Regions from separate parts of the Homo sapiens genome. Here region 1 is linked to region 2. The links are chromatin loops, found by intact Hi-C in ENCODE. Cell type or tissue: IMR-90. All regions are shown on one strand. Links, peaks and the distances in the headings refer to the core of each region. The heading gives the core; the rest is flanking DNA.

The links. Peaks named below come from ENCODE experiments on the same cell type or tissue, not always from the same donor. Only the 100,000 strongest peaks of a DNase experiment are listed, where the experiment ranks them.
Region 1: it touches region 2 in a loop (7-fold over the local background); 2 of 110 quality-filtered maps call a loop at or near these places.

Annotation. Positions count from the first base shown.
Region 1 is chr6:133,629,617-133,635,007 of GRCh38, forward strand. The region is part of intron 4 of TARID (TCF21 antisense RNA inducing promoter demethylation); the gene reads right to left. Among named protein-coding and RNA genes, the nearest start is that of EYA4-AS2, 180 kb to the left of the region's middle. In IMR-90, for the core only: a CTCF peak has its summit at 2,009; DNase peaks (open chromatin) are centred at 2,035 and 2,805; H3K27ac peaks cover 2,382 bases.
Region 2 is chr6:133,913,915-133,919,305 of GRCh38, forward strand. No RefSeq gene overlaps it. Among named protein-coding and RNA genes, the nearest start is that of TCF21, 27 kb to the left of the region's middle. In IMR-90, for the core only: a CTCF peak has its summit at 2,835 (motif pointing left); a DNase peak (open chromatin) is centred at 2,827; H3K27ac peaks cover 374 bases.

The DNA of each region.
Region 1 (5,391 bases), core at 114-5,113, 280 kb before region 2:
AATAGTTAACTTTATATCACAATATTTACATTATAGAATATCAAGGAGAAAAGTGAACAGTACCCAAGACTTTGCATCCTCTTCTGAGGAAAGCGTTAGTGTGGTTTTGGTGGCATGGAAGATAGTTGTATCATATTAGATGGAAGTATGATTTTGCCATTATTTTTATTTGGAGATTAAGTATGGTTCCAGAAGATGTGTATGGATGTAAAATTGGCAAGATGTGGACTGTGGTGGTCAGTTTTACCTTGCAACCTGGCTAGGCTATAGTCCCCATTATTCAATCAAACTTCAATCACAATCTAGCTGTTGCGATGAAGGTATTTTGTAGATGTGCTTAAAGTCAATAATCAGTTGATGTTATGCAGGGAGATTATCCCAGATAGTCAGTGTGAGCCTGAATCAATCAGTCAAAGGCCTTAGGATCAGAACTGGGGCTTCCTTAAGGAAAAAGAAATTCTGCCTGTAGATAGCAACCTGAAATTATGCTCAGGACTCTCAGCTTGCCTTTCTTGGTTTGTCCTGTGGATTTCAGACTTGCTTTGACATCACCAAGAATTGCACAAGTCAATTCCTTGCAATAAATCTCTTAGTATCTCCTACTGATGTTGTTTCTCTGGTTGAATCCTTACTGATATAACTAAAAAAACAAAAACAAAAACAAGAAAATACCAAAAACTTCCTTGTCTTATAATCTTTCTTGTGTCAATATTAATTTGTTTACTCAATTTCTTTCTTCTTTAGAGAATAAATTTATTGAAATCAAGATCTGGATTTCTCAAGTCTTTGAAGCACTAAGCACAAGGCCTTATCTAAATGTATGCTCAGTGAACAATAGTTAAAGAAATCTCAGTTTTAAGTTTTTCTCTTGTTTTCTGGTTTTCATTAGCTATGAAGGACTTGATCTTGAGGCAGATGTGGCTGTGGAGGACAAGCAAGTATTTCAGGCTTAAAATTACATTTCATTCCTAACATGTTTTCATTTGTAAATTATTCTTTGTCTCCACTAATTTGCCACAAAAAGTAATCTTACAAATGGCTTTCAAGTGTCACTAGGCCAATAGTAACTGAATTTATATTTCTAAATTCGTTGCCACAACTCACTTTTCCCCTTAAATATTTTTATCCTAGCCTTTTACTTTCATTCCAATTATCTTGGCTGATGTATTCATAAGTATCTTCCTCCAGAAAACTTATCTAGGCAATTTGGTACACATCATTTAAACTGAGGAATCCATTTCCTTGCTTATTCATTCATCCCTCAAGTAATTACCAAGTATCCACTATGTGTAAGGCACTAGGCTACATAATTTAGTGTGTCGGGGCTTCTTAATGACCTAATCCAATTATTATCCTGTGACAAAAACTAATCATAAAAACATAAAAACAAAAGCCTTTGCCCAAATTTGCCCAATTAAGTATTTTCATGTTGGTTAATCTTTGAGTCTTTCTCCTCTAAATTTGGGTTAGATTAATTCTATAAAAAAGGCTAAGCATATTTTTGAACTGCCCTTGTGGTTTCTTTCTACAGCAAACAGACACACAAACACACACACCTAAACTTTTCTAGATGTTCATATTACTGAAAATGAACTCATGCACCCACACAGATAGACCATTTTGACGTGTCCATATAACATTGGCCATAAACAATCACATATTTGCATAAAGTCTGGTGGTATAGTCTTTCCATTTTTATTCTTTTCAAAATATTGGAAGAAGTAGCAGTCAGACTTCCAGAGAAATTTCCCTTTGAGGGTTAAAATCATGTGCTCCCCAAATCCAGTCTGGAGCCCTCCTTCTCCACCAGGAAAGACCAGCTCAGAGCAAGGTTCTGAAATGGATCCATCAGATGATATTGACCACAAAGAAACAGCCATGAAGCCTGCAGTAGTCCCATGCCTGGAGTCATAACACAAATAATATCCTAGAAATGCTCCACCCTGCCTTGGACGGGGTCCTGGAGTGAGATTATTCTGCATTCCATGCTATAGAGGGCTGTGTTGCAGTCAAATTCCTGAGCATGACCACTGCCACAATGCAACTGTTTACTCCATCTCTAAATGTCACATCAACATGACCTTACAGAGGTATTTGTTTGTGTGACTCCTCATAGCAGGACCTTCTCTGTGGCTGGGACATTATGAGCTGTTAGTAAATATGAGAGTAATAGGAGAAGAAGGAAGAAAATTGAATGCCAAACAAACAAAAAGAATGGGGAAAAAGGAAGGAAAGAAGAAGAGATGAAAAAAGAAAAAATATGACAATAATAAAAGTAACATCTAAGGGCTTAATGTGTGTCAGGCAATAGTCTGAAATTCAAATGTTTACATGTTAATTCACTTAGTCCTCATAATTTCCTGGAAAATGTTACTATTATTATCTCCAGTTTCTAGATCAGGAAACTGGGCACAGAAAAATGAGAGAGCTTGCAAAGTTAAGGAGGAGCTGGGATTTGAACTCAGAAAGTCTCACTGCAGAACCTGAACTTATAAATGCTACACTCTTCTACCTCTAAATAAAAAACAATAACAGTGAAATTAAGTGGAAAAAGGCAAAGAATTGGAAGAATTCACTCAATAAACATTTCATTCAATAAATATTTATTAAGCAATTCAGAAAGATACAACTTCTGTAATCAAAGAGCTTGCAATTAAGTGGAAGAGAGAAAATGAAAGAAACAGAAAATGAAAGAATGCAACAGAGTAAAAGATTACAGGAGAACTTTATGCTGTACCAGGTCTCAGATTCATACTGGAGAAAGCAGCTATATCTGCCCAGGGGATGGTGTTGCGAGAGTTTCTACAGGAAGCAATATCTGGGCTGACTCAGAGAACCAACACTGGCAGCCGTAAAAACTGTGGGTTGGGAGAGGTGAGGCCTGAAAGGGGGACAATTAGGGTCTGCTGTAACACAGCATGTGAGAGCTGGTGAGGACCAGGCAGGAGCATTGACAGCTGGATTAAAGAGGGTGGGAAAAACTGAGATTAGATTAGGAGGAAGAATTGTCAAGAGCTCTTCATCAACATTAAAAAGGGATGTTGTGAGATGGTTCCCAGGTTTCTGACTTGGGCAACTTGATGATGCTGCCAATTTACCCAGAGAGGAAACAGAAGACAAAGAGAACTTTAAGGGTATTAGAAGAAGAAAGATGAGATAAAGATGATAAGCTATTGATTTTTGAGTTTGAAATCTCCATAAAGCTTCTAGGTTGAGATGTCTAGGAGCTGTATGGCAGAGTATACAAATCTGGCCAATATTAGTATATCACTTGCAATTAAATCCTTCAGAGTAGAAGGATCTAATTCTCTCTATTGAGAGAATATGGGTAATGAAAGAACAGTAAAGGATGGAACTCTAGAAAACAGTGCACAAAGGACAAAGAAGTTGAAGAGTAAGATAATCTATCACTCAAACCAAGGGGACTTCCACTTACAAAAAGATCAGTAATGATGTCAAATGCAACAGATGGCCACTTACAATACACAAGGCGAAGCATTCGTGGAATTTGCTGTCAGGTGATTATTGGCACCTAGAGCCTGGAGGGCAAGCTCTTGAAGAGAAGAGGATAACTTTCCCCATAAAAGAAAAAGAAAACAGAAGAACACACAAGATAAAGATGAATCTGTCAGTGTTTTAAATGGAGGGCAAAAGTTGAGGATAAACTATGAATTAGAGAGTGAACTTCATACTGAAATGTTAATGGAATCAATGACAGTGGTGAATATTTGAAATATCCACTGAGGGAAAAGGACAATTTAAAAGGTTGTCAGATGACAAAGAAGCCCACTTGGTACTGAGAAGGATCAATTTGCAGATGCACTGATCTGTGTCCTATCAGACTCCCTTCAGCAATCCCCCCTCGCAACAGGAGTTTGTGATTAGAGGGTGGGAACTTGGGTTTTAAGAATTAGTGGTGGAACATTATGAATGCTCAAAAGGAAAGGGAAAGAGTTAATGAGAAATGTCTATTTTCTGATTATCAATTGTTAAATTAAACATCTATTGAACACCTGTGTTGTGCTCTGTGGAGGGTGATTATTCAACTAATCATAAGCTTCACTGAACACCTACCATGTATGCTATACTATCTTAGGCACTGAACTTTCAAAGCTCTATGACACCTACCTTTAGGGTGCTTACAGTCTAATGGAAGAATCACATAAGAAAACCACAACATCAAAGCAATGTGGAAGGGGCTATGATAGAAGTAGGCCCAGGATGCTGGTGGATTGTAGAGAAGGGAAGTCTAAAACCAGATTGGGAAAGGAGGGAAAGAAGGAAGATTTTCTGATGAAGCCATGCCTGAGAGGTAATGACAACTAGGAGTTAGTCAGATTAGTGCTTGGGTGAGGCCTAAGAAGACACTTATGAAGCTGAGAAGACAAGGAGGGCTAGATCAAAATAAACTTTATAAACCATGTTAAGGAATTTGGATCTTATCCATTCATTATCCCTTTTTAAATCATATTACTCCTAACAGCAATTGTGAGCAAGTATTTATCCTCTGAAGATAGAGGAACATCACCTGAAATGGTTGTAGCTCATGTTAAAATTTCTGGAGCTTCCAGGTTTAAAAACAAATGTGAATTTTGTAACCTACTCTATATTATATCAATTTTAGTAGACTTTGAATTATTTACCTTCAAATAAATTAATCTTTAAGAAGATGCACCATGGTCCTCCTGGAGCTTCTTGTCTGTGAATGATGGCGGTAGGTGAAGAAGAAATCATTGAATTATTTTAAGTAGGAGTTGCATAATCAGATTTCTGTTTTAGAAAAATATCCCACCAACGTGTTGCTTGGTTTGGGAAATCAAGAGAAGGATGTGAGAAGTCGCTGGAAGGCTGCTGCAGCAACTCAGACAAGAGATAATGAGTTCCTCGGTCCTATCAACATGAGTAGAAAGAAAGACACTGAGTGAAGAATTATTAAGGCAATAAGAGTGTCAATGACTTATGGCTATGGGGAGTGAGTCAGAGAACCCAACACGACAACCAGGTTTCTGGTCTGAATGCTGTTCCCTAAGATAGCAAATGGGGGAGTAGAGTCAGGGCCTGAAGATTAGAAGCAATGGTAAGTTCTGTTTTGAACATTGCCTTTGAGAGCCTTGTGGGACATCCACGTGCTGATGACTGACATGCATTTGGGCACATATATTGGAATGGCCACATGTGGAAATTGAAGTCCTGTGGGGAGATAAGGCCATCCAGGGACAGGGCCTCAGAGTTTATAATGTAGTTGGAGAAATGACTCAGAAATCACAAAAACAACCAATAAGTGGGTCTGAACAATCTGTTCCAACTGGCTGTGGAGTGCTGATGGCACAGGGAGTTAGGGACTGACTGAATTGAGGTGGGTTAGTGAGGGAAGGAACACCACTGAGATCT
Region 2 (5,391 bases), core at 164-5,163:
AATCTCATAGAACAGAACTCATAAGAGAGTTCAGCAAGGTCACAGGATACAAAATAAACACACAAAAGCCAATTATATTTCCATTTACTAGCAATAAACATGTAGACACTAAAATCAAAAATACAATATTTACAATTACTTATAAAAAATTAAGTGTAACTAACAGAACATGCACAGGACTTGTATGCCAAAAATTACAAAAAGTTGATAAAAGAAATCAAAGATCTAAATAAATACAGAGACATACCACGTTCATGGATTGGAAGATTCAATATCATATAGTAAAGATGTCAATTCTCTTCCAATTAATATATAGGCTTAAAACAAGTACTCTCAAAATACCAGCAAGATTTTGATAGATGTAGGCAAGATAATTTTAAAATTTACATGGAAAGGTACAGGATTAGAATAGCTAAAATCATTTTGAAATACATGAACAAAATGAGTGGAAGCAGTCTACCTGATTTTACAACCTACTTTACAGCTATGGCAATCAAGGCAGCATGGTACTAGCAGAGGGACAGACACATAAATCAATGGAGCTGGAATAGAGAATCCCAAAATATACTAACACAAACATGTTCAACTGTTTTTTGACAATGGAGGAAAGATAGTCTTTTCAATGAAGGATGCTGGAGAAAATGGATGTTCACAGGCAGAAAGAAAAAAAAAGAACCTAGACTGAAGTTTTCTACTTTATACAAATTTAACTTAAAATGGATCATGTACTTAAATGTAAAATATAAGACCATAACACTTTTTGAAAAAATAAAATAGGAGAAAAACTTTGTGATCTAAAGCCAGACAAAGAATTCTTAGACTTACATCTACTATAGACTGAATGTTTATGTCTTCTTAACATTTTTGTCTTGAAACCTAATCATCAGTGTTAAGAGGTGAGGCCTTTGGAAGGTGATTATGTCATAAGGGCAGAGCCCTTGTGAATAGAATTAGTGCATTTATAAAAGAAACCTCAGAGAGCATCCTCTTCCTTTCCAATATGTGAAAGCTCAGGGAAAAGACAACATCTACAAACCAGGAAGTGAGCCCTCACCAGACACCAGATCTGCCAGTGACATGAAATTGGACTCCCCAGCTTCAAGAACTGCGAGAAATAAGTTTCTGTTAAGCCACCCAGTCTATGGTATTTTTGTTATAGCAACCTGAACAAAGATAACACCAAAAGCATGAGCCATAAAAGGAAAAAATAATAAATTGGGCTTTATCAAAATTAAAACTTTTACCTTTTGAATGACGCTGTGAAAAGGAAGAAAAGACATGCTATTGAGTGGAAGAGAATAAAGTTGATCCTTGAATAACAGGTTTGAACTACATGAGTCCACTCATACACATTTTTTTTTCAGTAAATACCACCAGCCCTCCATATCCACAACTAAACACAGTTAAAAAACACAATATTTGCAGGATGCCAAATCCTCAGATATGGAGGGTTGATTTTTCATATCCAAGAGGTAGGTTCTGCAGGGCTACTGGGGGATTTGAGTATGCATGGACTTTTGGTATTGGGGATGGTCCTGGAACCAATCCCCACTAATACTGATGGACAAATGTACTTTCAGACCATATATCCAACAAAAGACTAGTATCTAGGATTTATAAAGAACTCTCAAATCTAAATAGTAAACAAACAATTCAATTCAAACACAGACATGAAGAGACATTTAACCAAAGAAGATATACAGATGGTAAATACGCACAAGAAGAGATATTCAACATTATTAGTCATTTGGGAAATGCAAATTAAAACCACAATAAGGTGTCACTGCCTACCTCTCAGAATAGCTAAAGCATTATTTAAAAAAAAAAAAGTAACATCAAATGCTGGTGAATATGCAGAGAAATGGATCACTCACACATTGTTTTGGGGAATGTAAAATGGCACAGCCATTCTGGAAAAGTTTGGTAGCTTCCTCTAAAACTAAATATGCAATTACCACGCACTGCCAGTCATTTATCTCAGAAGACAAAGACTTGTGTTCACACGAAAACCTGTACATGAATGCTTATGGAAGTTTTACTAATAATAGCTCCAAAAATGAAAATGCTACAACTATCTCAAAATTTAAAGTTTGTTTTTTAAAAGAGCGAAAAGGAGGTTCAGAAGTATTAAATAATTCATCTGAGGCTGCCCCACTAACAGGATTAGAATTCAAACCTCATGGCTAAACAAACTGGCACATCTATTACTCCGCAGTAAAAAGGAATGAGCTATTAGTTCGCATAACGATCTGGATGAATCTATAGAGAATTATCTAAGTGAAAAAGCCAATCCCAAAAGTTTACATAATGTATGATTCCATTACATAACATTCACAGACAAAGAAAGGGATGCTGTATTGGCTGAAGTAATTTGTCCTGATTATCAAGGGGAAATTGGGTTGCTACTATGCATAAAAGTAAAGAAGAATGTACAAGAGATACCCTAGTGCCATCTCTTAGTACAGCCAATTCTTGTTATTTGTGGTAGTTATGTTCCAAAACGCAGCTGCAAACACTGAATTAGCAAATACTGAACCATTGCTCCTAGGATGTGTGCTCATTCATATATGTTTCATATTTAAGCAAGCATATCTCACATAGATTATAATCTTAACTCCTCAAAACAGTTGATCCTTGTAGATTCTATTTTCTTTATTTTACAAAGGTGAAAATGCTATTCAAAATTAAAATTTTGTTTTTTAAAAGAGTGAAAAAAAGGTTCAGAAGTGTAAAATAACTTGCATGAGGCTGCCCCACTATCAAGGTCGGACTTCAAACCTCATCTGACTGACCCTAAAGCTGGAGCTTCTTGCACTACACTGCACTGCCCCCTACTGGCTGCATCCTCCGGTCATCGCTGTTTGAAAGCTGAGACAGGAAAGCAGAGCATTGTCTTGTTAATAACCTCAGCGGGAGACGTGCTCTGAATGTAGTTGACTCAATTTTTTCTCTGCTCTGTGTATGTCCCTTGAATGACCAAGAAACCCTGCATTTCAGACTTGCCTAGCCAGCACCCACAATCACATAAGCCGATTCCTCGCAGTAAATTTCTTAAAATATGTATTTCTCCTACTGGTTCTGCTTCTCTGGTTGAAACGTGACTGATATACAATGGAAAAGGGAAGTAAAGCTCCAGATGGAACTTACTAATTAGCTGTAGCTGACTTGAAGACAGTGCAATTGTCATTGATTGTCCAGGTGGGCCCAATTCAATCACAAGGGTCTTTCACTGTGGAAGAGGCAGGCAGAAGAGTCTTTAAAGATAGAAAGAGACCCCAGGCCAAAATGCTGGTAGCCTGTAGTATGTGGAAAAGACAAGGAAATAGATTCTTTGTTAGAGCTGTCAGGAAGAATGCAATCCTGCTGTATCTTGATTTTAGCCCAAGGAAACCAATTTAAAACTTCTGACCTCCAAAACTGTAAAATAATAAATTTGTGTTCTTTTAAGCTACTTAATTTGTGGGAATTGGTTAGAGCAGCAATGGAACTAATAAACCAAAGCTATGAAAGCTGTCTTAAAATTTTCTTAGAATAAAAGAGTGAAAAAAACCCATAAATCTAATGTATTAATATATATAAATGATTTATGTGTTTACATGAATATATGTTTCATTTACAAAAACATGTAAACATATAAATTTTGACACAAAAATTATAACTAGTTTATGTTTTATAAAAGAAATTCAGAAAAAAATTACCATTGGGATTAGGCTTTATGTAAGAGAATGTTCACACTGAAGTTTTTGTTGTGATAGTACACTATAACAGATGTAAGATTCAAGACAGAACCCCTTATGAATAATTTGTAAAGAAACTGGTCCAAAAATGGCTTCATGACCCTTGAACTCCTCAACCAAATCAAGAATAAAAAGGGAGAGGTAAGTGTGGGGAGAAAGAAGATTTTTGTGAGAAGAATATCTTTGAAAGAAGATATTGTATGTGGTATGGCGCTGAGCTGCGAGCCCCATTTCACTCCTATCTCAAGGGGGAAGGAGAGACCTGCCATTTCCTGGGGTGGGAGAGATTTCCCAGGGATGATTCCTGCCTGAGGCCACAGAGGCTCAATTCCTTTGTAGCAGAGCCAGGAGAGGAAAACTGTGCTGGGATCTATGGTCATGTGCCAAATAGCGACGTTTCAGTCAATGATACACCACATATATAACAGTGATCCCTCAAGATTATAATACCATATATTTATGGTAACTTTTCTATGTTTACATACACAAATATATAAAATATATAAATCATGTTACATTTACATCATGTTACAATTGCCTACAGAATTCAGTACAGTAACATGCCATACAGGTTTGTGGCCTAGGAGCAATATATACCATATAGCCTAGGTGTGTAGTAGGCTATACCATCTAGGTTTGTGTAAGTACACCCTATGATGTTAACACAATGGCAAAATCACCTAACAACACATTTCTCAGAAGCTGTCATCCACAAGAGAGCAAGCTGGCACCAGGTCGGCTTGGCCCCAGTCCAAGCAGAACACTTGGGGAGGCAGAAGAACCCAAGCAGAAAGTTAAAGCCCACAGACAGAGTCTCAGGGGGCCACATGAAGTGGAGATGCATCTGTCTGGGGCAAGGGACAGTTCCCATAAGGAAAAGGTTGGCTCTAAACATCTGCAGATCCAGAATACATGGAGCCAAATAATAATGATACCCTGTTCTAGTAAGATACTTCCTTTCCCCTTACGAGTCTCCAAACTCACCCCTTCCTGTTTCAACTTTTGGTGGTCAGAAACTGGCAAGATTAGTGGTAGAGGAAGAGAAAAAAAAGGAGAGAGACTAAGATGAAGCCAGCTAATGCCCTTTTCCCACTTCCAGCCTCAGGCAAATCTGTGCTGGCAAGCTGAGGTTTAACACAAATAGTTCAGAGTTTCTATTAATATCTTGAATTGGACTTCATAATTACTGAATTGAAACTCTATGACACTTAGAATTGTCTACTAAGAATTAGCACAAAAAGTATGGGACCTGCCAAATTTTCATTCAGGGGAATAATAATAACTTCCCCCACTGAACCCTTTTTAAAGAGGCAATAGGAGAATAGATAAATAAATAGGACTGGGCATGATGGTCCATGCCAGTAATCCAAGCATTGTGAGAGGCTGAGATGGGAGGATTGCTTGAGCCCGGGAGTTCAAGACCAGCCTGGGCAACATAGTGAGACCTCCACCCCCGTCTCTACCAAAAAACAAAATTAGCTAGGTGTGTTTCTAAATAAATAGATAAATAAAGTTTTGGGATTACATCATCCTAGCAGTTATATTTATTACAGGGACTTTCCATTCCTCACAGCACATTTCTGTCAGATTGGAAAATCAGCACTAACATGTTTTCCCTATGATCCCTGTTTCTGTTGCCACAAACTGGATACCA